2 separate regions of the Homo sapiens genome follow, and region 1 is linked to region 2. A link is a contact called in ENCODE POLR2A ChIA-PET data. All regions are on one chromosome and are shown on one strand. The core of a region is the stretch at or near the end of the contact, and the rest is flanking DNA. Distances in the headings are between cores, read along the strand shown.

The links. ChIA-PET counts read pairs that join two places held with the same protein, here RNA polymerase II (POLR2A).
Region 1: POLR2A ChIA-PET joins it to region 2 with 20 read pairs in BJ. The contact joins two enhancer-like sites. POLR2A ChIA-PET finds 5 or more read pairs at or near these places in 18 of 52 experiments (AG04450, B cell, BJ and 15 more).

The regions. Positions count from the first base shown.
Region 1 is chr4:86,902,154-86,907,606 of GRCh38, reverse strand. It overlaps a transcript of C4orf36 not described here. Among named protein-coding and RNA genes, the nearest start is that of C4orf36, 12 kb to the right of the region's middle. Within about 2 kb of position 3,371, at least 15 of the 41 ENCODE cell types and tissues checked have a DNase peak (open chromatin) inside an H3K27ac peak, as active enhancers do.
Region 2 is chr4:87,007,084-87,013,145 of GRCh38, reverse strand. All of the region lies in intron 2 of AFF1 (ALF transcription elongation factor 1), which reads right to left. Among named protein-coding and RNA genes, the nearest start is that of AFF1, 75 kb to the right of the region's middle. RefSeq lists enhancers at 1-41, 6,011-6,062 and silencers at 3,858-3,907, 5,055-5,349. Within about 2 kb of position 1,330, at least 13 of the 41 ENCODE cell types and tissues checked have a DNase peak (open chromatin) inside an H3K27ac peak, as active enhancers do.

The DNA of each region.
Region 1 (5,453 bases), core at 2,122-4,621, 110 kb after region 2:
TGTGTTTCCTCATGAAAATACCCCCAAAGTAGCTTAATGAGATTTAGCAGAAACAGATCTTCCAGGTCATGGCCCATTCAAGACAACATTTTTTTCAACTTCTATTTTAAGTTCAGGGGTTCATGTGTAGGATGTGAAGGTTTGTTACATGTGTCATGGGGGTTTGGTACACAGATTATTTCATCACCCTGCTATTAAGCCTAGTATCCATTATATCTAGTTATAATATTTTTCCTGATCCCCTCCCTCCTCTCCAAGAGAACATTTTATTATTCCCTAGGCAGGTGGTTCTTAACATTTGCCAGTAAACTTTTAACTGGGAAGCCTCTTTAAAATGCAGAATCCTGGGCTCCACTCCCTATCGCCCTTTTCCCTACTAAAATTCAGGATGTCTAGGAAATTTGTATTTTTCACAAGACTCTAAGTGATCATCTCACACCAGTGGTCTCTGGGCCACTCTTGGAGAAATGTCTAAAAACATCTGACAGAGAATCACCTTAAACACTTACTTGTAAAAAGCTGATTCTTTTTTTAAATTTTTATTTTAATATTTATTTATTTATTTTTGAGATGGAGTCTTGCTCTGTCACCAAGGCAGGAGTGCAGTGGTGCAATCTTGGCTCACTGCAACCTCCGCCCCCTGGGTTCAAGCAATTCTCCTGCCTCAGCCTCCCTAGTAGTTGGGATTACAGGTGTGCACTACCATGCCTGGCTAATTTTTGTATTTTTAGTAGAGATGGGGTTTTGCCATGTTGGCCAGGCTGGCCTCAAATTCCTGACCTCAAGTGATCTGCCTGCCTTGGCCTCCCAAAGTGCTGGGATTACAGGTGTGAGGCACCGTGCCCAGCCAATTCTTTTTTTTTTTTTTTTTTTTTTTTGAGACCGTCTTGCTGTGTTGCCCAGGCTGGAGTGTAGCGATGCGATCTCAACTCCCTGCAACCTTCACCTCCTCCCCAGTTCAAGCAATTCTCATGCCTCAGCCTCCCAAGAAGCTGGGATTACAGACATGCACCACCACACCCAGCTAATTTTTGTGTTTTTGGTAGAGATTAGGTTTTGCCATGTTGCCCAGGCTGGTCTCGAACTCCGGGCCTCAAGCAATCTGCCTGCCTTGGCCTCCCAAAATGCTGAGATTACAGGCCTAAGCCACCATGCCTGGCCTAAAAAGCTGATTCTTGATCCCTGGCCCATACTATCTGAATCCGAATATTTGAGGTCAGAGCCTGGTAATATGCATTTTAACGTCATTCCCCACTTAATTCTTATGGATTCCAGAGAGCTTCCTCTGAGAAGTATTGTTCAATCTACTCTACATTAAAGGCCATAAAAGCTCTCTGTAGAGAGAAATAGAAACATGCAGGGCCCTCCTCTTTAATAAACATTGATTTTAAAATCCTTCCTAATCATTAGAATTTGTTCCCAGTTTATTGCGGATCTGAGCATATCCCGGGAAATGGCTGAGTTCTGAAGGTCAGTGGCCCTTATGCCCTCTGAGGTAGTCAGGATTACTGATGGGCCCATCCCACCTAGCCCCGGTTTGCTGACTAATCATCTTCAGGTTCATCAAACAGGAATCAGAACCTCAGGGCCAGGAGCGGTGGCTCACGTGGGTAATCCCAGCACTTTGGGAAGCCAAGGTAGGTGGATAACTTGAGGTCAGGAGTTCAAGACTAGTCTGGCCAATATGGTGAAACCCTGTCTCTACTAAAAATACAAATAGAAAAGTCAGCTGGGCGTGATGGTGGGTGCCTGTAATCCCAGGTACTCGGGAGGCTGAGGCAGAATTGCTTGAACCTTGGAGACAGAGGTTGCAGTGAGCCAAGATTGTGCCATTGCACTCCAGCCTGGGCAACAGAGCGAGACTATGTCTCAAAAAAAAAGAAAAAAAAAAAAAAAGGACCTCAGAAGCCTAAGTGGTGTTCAGAACCATCTTCCTGGATAATGGGGACTGTGGTTTTTCTGGGGCCAACCTCAGATCACCACTTGTCTTCCCAACTCTACCCCAAAACTCTGTCTAACATTTCATACCAGATGCAAGGTTTCTTTTCTTCCTTGAGACAGGATCTTGCTCTGTCACCCAAGCTAGAGTGCAATGGTGCCATCATAGCTCTCTGCAGCCTTAATCTCTGGGGCTCAAGCAATCCTCCCACCTCAGCCTCCCAAGTACCTGGGACTACAGGCACGCAACTGCCACATCTGGCTATTTTATTTATTTATTTATTTATTTCGAGATGGAGTCTCTGTTGCCCAGGCTGGAGTGCAGTGGTGTGATCTCGGCTCACTGCAACTTCCACTTCCCGGGTTCAAGTGATTCTCCTGCCTCAGCTTCCTGAGTAGCAAGGACGACAGGCATGTGCCACCATGCCTAGCTACCTTTTTTTTTTTTTTGTATTTTTAGTAGAGACAGAATTTCACCATGTTGACCAGGCTGGTCTCAAACTCCTGACCTCAAATGATCCGCCTGCCTCGGCTTCCCAAAGTGCTGGGATTGCAGGCATGAGCCACTGTGCCCAGCCTAATTTTAAAATATTTTAGTAGAGACGGGGTCTCATTATGTTGCCTAGACTGGTCTCGAACTCCTGGGCTCAAGCCATCCGCCCACCTCAGCCTCTCAAAATGTTGGGATTACAGGCGTGAGTTACCGCAACCGCCCCTCATTTAGTCTTAATTACCTCCTTAAAGGCCTTATCTTCAAATATAATTACATTAGGGGTTAGGGCTTCAACGAATGAATTTTGAGGGGGCACAATTCAGTCCTTAACAGCAGCTACGTGTGGCATGTTGCTGCTTTGTAGCTTCTCTTTTGGAGAATTATGAACTCCAAGTGTACTTTTCGAATCTGTAATCATTGAACTTACAATTATTATTATTATTATTTAGAGATGCGGCCTTTTTATGCGGCCCAGGCTGACCTTGAACTCCGGGGCTCAATCAATTCTCCTGCCTCAGCCTTTTGAGTAGGCGGGACTACAGGTGTACACCACTGCTGCCAGCTTACAACTTTTTTTTTTTTTTTTTTTTTTTTTGAGACAGAGTCTTGCTCTGTCGCCAGGCTGGAGTGCAGTGGCGCGATCTTGGCTCACTGCAACCTCCCCCTCCGAGGTTCAAGCGATTACCCTGCCTCAGCCTCCTGAGTTGCTGGTGAGAGGTGACAACGTGTTACCAGCCCTCGCTCACTCTCCGCGCCTCCTCGGCCTTGGCGTCCGCTCTGGTCGCACTCGAGGAGCCCTTCAGCCCGCCGCTGCGCTATGAGGGCCCCTCTCTGGGGCTGGCCGAGGCCGGAGCCGGCTCCCTGTGCTCGCGGGGAAGTGTGAAGAGAAACGCGCGGGCGGAGCCAGGGCTGCGCAAGGCGCTCGCTAGCCGGCGCGGGTTCCGGGTGGGCGCAGGCTCGGCTGGCCCCGCACTGGGCGCGGCGGCCGGTTCCTGCTGGGCTTGATCTCGGGATGAGCTCCTTCTGGGCTACCGGAGTGCCCAGGCTGGGTGACGCAAAGTCCCGGCGAGTGCCAGCGTGCCAGTGAGAGGTGAAGCTGGCTGGGCTTCTGGGATGGGTGGGGACTTGGAGAACTTTTCAGCCTAGCTAAAGGATTGTAAATGCACCAGTCAGCACTCTGTGTCTAGCTAGAGGTTTGTGAACGCACCAATCAGCGCTCTGTGTCTAGCTAAAGGTTTGTAAACGCACCAATCAGCGCTCTGTGTCTAGCTAGTCAGTGGGGACTTGGAGAAATTTTGTGTCTAGCTAAGTAATTGTAAATGCACCAATCACCACTCTGTCTAGCTCAAGGTTTATAAACGCACCAATCAGCACCCTGTCAAAACGGACCCATCAGCTCTCTGTAAAATGGGCCAATCAGCTCTCTGTAAAATGGACCAATCAGCAGGATGTGGGTAGGGTCAGATAAGGGAATAAAGGCAGGCCACCAGAGCAAGCAGCGGCAACTTGCTTGGGTTGTCTTCGATGGTATGGGAGCTTTGTTCTTTTGATCTTTGGAATAAATGTTGTTGCTGCTTTCTCTTTGGGCCTGCGCCACCTTTAGGAGCTGTAACACTCACCATGAAGGTCTGCAGCTTCACTCCTGAAGCCAGCGAGACCACGAACCTACTGGAAGGAATGAACAATTCCAGATGCGCTGCTTTTAAGAGCTGTGACATTCACCATAAGGGTCTGTGGCTTCATTCAGCGAGACCAAGAACCGACTGATTACGGGGACACTGGGTCTACAGGTGTGCACCACCACACCCAGCTAATTTTTATATTTTTTAGTAGATAGGGGGTTTCATCATGTTGTCCAGGATGGTCTCGATCTCTTGACCTCGTGATCCACCGGCCTCGGCCTCCCAAAGTGCTAGGATTACAGGCGTGAGCCAAGCCACCGGGCCTGGCCACTTACAACATTTTTATAAACAATATTTTAAAGCAATAAATCTCCCTTTCCTCATGGAAGAAATGTGAAAATTCTTGAGGCTTCCTTTTCTTGTGAAAATAGCACACAAGGAAAGATGCATAAACATAAATGTACAGTTTAACAAATAATGAGAAGGCAATTATCTCTAAAGCTGCTAACCAGGTTAAGAAATAGAACACTGCCTGCAAGTCAGAAGCCACCATGTACCTTCCAAATCACAGCCCCCTCTCTCCCTTCAAAGGTAACCACTGTCTTGTCTTTCATGATATTCACTGTTCTTTATTTTTTTTTATTACACTGTTTGGCATACAGGGTCCTCAGTGAAAGAAATAAAGATTCCATATGATTACGGAGCTCAAATTCTAACAATAGATGATGATCAAAACAATAAACATAATAAACTATAGGATGTTAGAAGGTGATAAGTGCTGAAATAGATTAGAGCAGGGTAAGGGGGTTGTCAGCACAGGTGTCAGAAGCAGCAGTTTTGAAAAGGGTACTTGGCAAAGCCTTGACGGAGGTGGGCAAGTTATCTGGATGTTTGGAAGATGGATGTTGCAGGTAGTAGGAACAGCTAAGGTAAAGGCAGGTGGTGGTGTATTAGTTTCCCAAGGTACCACGCTGGGGGATTCACAATGGAAATTTGTTCTCTCCCAGTCCTGGAGGCTATAAGTCTGAAATCAAGGTGTCAGCAGTATTGGTGCTTTTTTGGAGGCTCTGAAGAGAGTCTGTTCATTCCCTTTTTTTTCTTTCTTTCTTTCTTTTTTTTTTTTTTTTTTTTTTTTGAGAGTCTCATTCTGTTGCCCAGGTTGGAGTTGCAGTGGCACGATCATAGCTCACTGCAGCCTTGATCTTCTGGGCTCAAGAGATCCCCCTGCCTCAGCCTTCTGAGTAGCTGGGAACAGGTGCATACCACCATGCCCAGCTAATTTTTAATTTTTTTGTAAAAGAGATGGGGTTTCACTACGTTGCCCAGGCTGGTCTTGAATTCCTGAGCTCAAACAATCCTTTCGCTTTGGCCTCCCAAAGTGCTGAGATTACAGGCATGAG
Region 2 (6,062 bases), core at 81-2,580:
CTTGAACCCAGGAGGCAGAGGTTGCTGTGAGCCGAGATCGCACCATTGCACTCCAGCCTGGGCAACAAGAGCGAAACTCCGTCTCCCAAAAAAAAAAAAAAAAAAAAAAAAAAGAACTTGATAGCAGTTCAATCTGGTTAAATTAAAAACAAAGCCAATAAACTAACACAAGAAAACAGACATTCAGCAGAGAACAAGACTTTCAAGATGCCAGGTCTGTTGGCTCTGTGGCCATCAGGTTAAGCTTTAACTCACTGTGAACAGATAAGAAAAGGAAAAAGTTTGCACAGGGGAGGGATTCTCAACACTGATCACTGCCAAGACACAGAAAGTCAGCAATTTGCATGGTTTTAAAGTTAATCTTTACTTTTAGTTCCCTGGGGCATTAGCACCAAAAGTTATACATATTTTCTCCTGAAGTGTAAATCTAAAGTTCATCTGATACATTTGTACTTGAGCAAGACACTGTGCATTCTACCTGCTGTGTTATTTTGAGCAAATGAGCAAATGAACACTTTATATTCATAATAAAATGAATTGAGGACCATCTGAAGGAGACAGAAAATACTACTTCAGCTCCCCCAGTTTTTACATTTAAGTAAAAACGATTGGTAATCATTTAACCCGTAAAAGTTATGTACTCACTCTATATCAATAAAACGTAACTGAACCAACCACAACAAAGAGATTATACTTAGCCTCACTATATGTTTCTATTTCTGAGCCAAGAAGCATGTCTCCAAGAAACTTTGTCCTAGAGGTGCATATTGTATTTCCACTATATCTCACATACAGAATTAGAATAAGTTTATTTGCCTATCTTGGAAAAGAAACCTGATGTCAGGAGTTCGAGACCAGCCTGGCCAAGATGTTGAAAACCCCATCTCTACTAAAATATGTATAGTTATACAAAAAAAAAAAAAAACAAGAAATGAAATGGAGAAGTTTGCTAACAGAAAACTAAGTTTATATATACCTCAAAGCAACAGTTAACAAACCAGCTTTATAACTCCTCTCTCTTACAGGTATTATGTAAAAAATAGATTTGGAGGCTCACAAGAAATAAATGACAGAACCAAGATGAAAAAGTAGATTTCTCTCTCATCCATAATATTTTATTCCTGAATGTAATTGAAATTTAAAATTTTTAGATGCAGCACGCACAAAAACCCCATTTTCAAGAGTGTAAATCCAGCTATGGAATATCTTTTCACGGTATGGTATAAAATCCAGCAAAATCTCGAGAGATCACTTGAGTTAGTTTTGCCAAAACAACAACATCCCCATAAATCAGCTGACTTTAAAAAATGACTCACCGCTCCTTCAGTCTTTATCATGGAAGCAGCTCTAGACTGTGAGTCAGGAAGCTCAACTGGGCTCTCAGGATGAACTAGAAAGAAATCACTTAAGAGACCTGTTTGTGTTTCTCTTCTGTCAAGGACACTGTTTACAATGGTGTCACAAGAAGGAAAAAGTGAGAATATTCAATGGATCAAAATACTACATAAATTATTTCCATCCCAAAATCTCTTCTTTGAACTGTACTTTCCAAAACCACAGTATTCTCTTTGATAATGGCTCATTTTTAATCAAAGCTGCTTTGCATTCATGAATTTTCTTCCAAGGTAATCACTAGCTCAAAAATCAGAGACGGGGCATAGGGCAGGGCAAAACTGGATCTATACCAGTTTAAGAGCATTGCTTTTTGCAATGGAAAACTTTCCCTCCCTAGAGTCAAAGAGATCCACCAAAAACCAGCTTCATATAAATCTTGGGCACAATCTGACTTTGCTTCTTTATTGATTTTTCAAAGCTTCATTAATTTTAGACAAATTCAAAAGTTAAAAACTGTGGGAGAGTTGACTGAACATACTTTCCTACTGCAGTTTGTCTATAAATCCTTTCTTTTGAGAAGCTCCGTGCTCAGCCACCAGATTCAACTCTCCCAAAGAAGCAAGTTCAACTCCCCTACTCCCATGCATACACCCCTGCCCCAGGGTGGAGAAGGGCCAGGGGTTCTCAGGTGGCATCAGGTGATTTTTTTTTTCTTTTTTTTTTTTTTTTTTTGAGACGGAGTCTCACTCTGTCACCCAGGCTGGAGTGCAGTGGTGCGATCTCAGCTCACTGCAAGCTCCACCTCCCAGGTTCACGCCATTCTCCTGCCTCCGCCTCCCGCGTAGCTGGGACTACAGGCGCCCGCCACCGCACCCGGCTGATTTTTTTTTGTATTTTTAGTAGAGATGGGGTTTCACAGTGGTCTGGATCTCCTAACCTCGTGATCCGCCTGCCTCGGCCTCCCAAAAGTGCTGGGATTACAGGCGTGAGCCACCACACCCGGCCCAGGTGATTTTTTTAAACTGGCTAATCCCTGATAGTATTTGAAGGTATGTATATTTTCCTTTCTAGAATTCAGGGATCTGCTTCAATGAGAGGGTTAGCGGAGGTGGGAATCAGGCAAAGTCCTCCTTTTTACTGTATCCATCAACACCACTCCTCAGTATAAAGCACTGTTAATTCTTGCAGGAAAAAAATATGTCTATAAACTGTTAGGTTTACTAGTTGCTAGTTTTTATACTTCTATAAAATAGTCTGGATGCACTTTCCATCAGAGTCCAGTAACTAAAGCCATGTTCTGTAACTATTTCACATCAAAGAAAGCAAGTTTGTTGCAATTTCCACAAGGAAGTATATATTCAATGTGTCTGTTATGTTTATAGGTTCCAAAGAAAGCACACACTTATCTGAGAGCCCAGACACAGCATACAATCCGCTTTGACAAGACATTTCTCAGTGACCACCTTTCTCAACTCTAGGAATACAATAAACCAAATACTTATTGTTTTCAAAATATGACCCCCAAAAATCTAAATTTTAAAAGCATTTAATTGCATTTTAGTCAAGAAATGTCTTCCAGCTTTAAGAGAAGAAATCAGCCACAAAACAAATTTCCTACTCTTAGGTTTTAACACAGCCTTAATTTATAAAAGTCCACAAGCCAAGAAATACTTAGGTAATCTCTCAATTCAAAGTACTTCTAGCTTATGTAGGGGAGACTAAAATGTGGGAGACAGTATCTTGTCTTAAGGAGTGAACTACAGGGATGGGAATACACCGCCTAATCCATTTGCATAAAAAATTAGTCATATATCACCCATCAATAACAAATCAGGAATCAAACTAAACAATGAACAAAGAAACTGGTGTGCTTAAACACTGAGCTACAAATCTGTAAGTACAATGAGTCTGTCGGTCTAAATTAATTGTCTCAAGAGCAAACAAACACTAATGTGTAGTAGTACATGGTCAAGATTTCACTACCTGAGATTTTACATCACAGGTGATGTTTTGGTTTCTCTTAGCATTACTCAGGGCAACGTGGCCCAGCTTTAGAGTTTCCCTGAAATCCCAAAATATCTTGAATCTTCTCCATATATTCTCTTTGGATCTCAAAGATTACCTTCTCTCCCACAGAGCACAATTATCTGAATGAGCTTGGACCACATTCCAGGTGTAACCAAAGAAAATGCACATTTACAAAATGTGAGATATACTCCCAACACACAGACTAAGAAAACAACAGACATAACAGTCTTGTGGCTTTGTTCCTAGTTCCAGGGCATGTCGGAAGGTGGGGTAGAGGATCAGAAATAAGCACAATTCTCCTATTTTAATTGCTGGCAAGTTGAACCACCACACTGATAACTCAGGATTATTACATATTACAAACAACCAATTTTAGCAGGAATCATTCTTTGTACTGTTATACTGAGGCTTGGCAGCTCCCTTTAACATCTCACCTCAGCATTAAAGAGGAAGCATAAGGGAGGAAGTGTGCAAAGCAGATCTGGAGTCAGGCGTTGCTCCACCTTTGTGACCTCAGGCAAGAAACAGCCAGGCTGGACCTCAGTTTCCTCAACTAACAAATGTGGATAATAAAAGTACTTACCCATTTAGGTGCCTGAGAAGAGTCAGAGCTAATCCAATTAAAGCTGCTTAATGCTGTGCCTGGCACACAGCAGTGTCCAATTTAGCTTGTGTCTCATTTTATTTTTATCATTAGTTTAAGAGCGCTGGCATTGAATCTCTCACACCTGGGTACAAATCCCTGCGCTATATTACTGAGATCTGTCACACAGCATTTACTAACTTCTTAGATCAAGGTATCTTAATCTTAATTTTCTGCCATGGACCTCTGTAGCAGTCTGACAATAACAGCACTATCAGAAAAATGTTTTTAAATACATTAAATAAAATACATAAGAATACAAAGGTACCAGATTATATAGACAAGCACCTATTAAAATATTTAAAAGAAATCAATGGTACAGTAGTGTTTTTCTTTACTACTGAATTAAGCAAGATAAAGCAGTTCCTTAATTTCCTGAGTGGAGAGCACAAAAGGTGTTTGAAGACATCTGCAACAATTGTATTAAGATTATGAAAAGACATATAGTTTCTATTGTGATAACATCACAAGGACTGGTACTATAGTTTTATCTCTAGTCCTACTTAAAAAAAAAAAAAACACTAAATTTCAGCTAGAGGTTAACAAAAATAGAGACACAACTTGTGTTTCTCATCCAAGTTCTACTACTTGGCCCCAGATTAAGAACCACTTTCTTAAAACTCAATAAAATGGAAGCAGAGGATAAACCACTGTGTTGAGAAGAAGAAATATAAAAAGCAGGTAGCACATAGGAGGTACTTTATACAGAGAAGCTCTTTCCTTCCTAGAAAGTTCTATTTCGTAGGAAAAAAACATTGTCTCATCCAGCCCAAACATGAACATTTAACATCCATTTCTCTCCATGATCTGAGTCTTCAGACGTGTTAAGTCTTCTGAGACCTCCCAAAATCACTGTTCTACATCAAATATCAGCTTGAAGAACCCTACTACTTTAAATATGTGAGACCAAACTGCTTTCTAGCAAAACACAGTTGAAAGAGAATGTATATATAACTCCTAAGTCTCCCTTAGCACCAACTGCTGTCAAAACTAAAATAAAATCGCACAGAACAGTTTGGATCTCATAATAATCACTAATGCCTTGTCATCACTCTTCTTCAACGCTCATTACAAAAACAGTAACAAACCATGGAAAGACGGGGCTTCAGGTTCTTACAATAGCGCTCCTCTGACAGCAACTGCAGTTCATTATCCTCTCTCCCCTTCACCACCCCGGCGCGTTCCCGGTCTTTGCCTACTCAGCAGATTCACGTAAGCGGGGCCGTTTTATGTGGAATCGTACATTCTAGCAGTAAAATTTTCACTCACCAGGCAAATTCTCACCCACCCTCTCCAAGGTGAACTATGTTTTACATTAATCGTATTTCTAAACTTCCCCTCGAGACAACAGCAAGAAATCCAGAAAACCGAGGGGTAGGCGCACAAAGAATCTAAATGGAAATTTGGGCAAGGGCGGACAAGTGAAATCAACTTAATGTCCCGGAAAATAACAGTTCTGGGGGAAGAAGGGGGCTATCTAACTTTAATCTTCACTTTAACTCCATCCCTCTCTCCGCTGTGCAGAAATTGTCCAGCATGTTCTCCAAACTGCTTTTTATCTGACATTTAGTCAAGCCACAGCCTCGGGAATGATGAGAAGGCAATGACAAAGCTGCTTCCTGTCCGTCTCCTTCCCCGCACCCTGCCCTCCCCCGCAACCTTCAGCTCCCCTCGCCACGAACGCGTTTGAAAAGTTTCTCCGGTGCACGGCTTACCTTGACTGGGCTGCCATAATTCAGCTTATAGAGCCAGGGGTCTTCCGTCCATGAGCGCCTTCACCCCGCGGGCCCTGCTGCCAGCGCCGCGCTCACCATTTGGCGGAGCCGGGCGGGGACGCGTCCCGGCGCGGCGCCCCGATGTTACGGGACTACCTGCTCTCGAGCCCCGGGCGTCCTCGGCGCAGCCCCGGGCTCGGCCCGTATTGGCTCGCGCTAATCCTGATGGACATCCGGGCACTGGGGCCTCTGCGGCGATCTGCACTTCAGACGAGCCCGGGGAGCGCCGCGTCCGAATCCGGGGCAAGCGAGCGCCCCCGGCGCAGTTTCTGAGAAGGGAA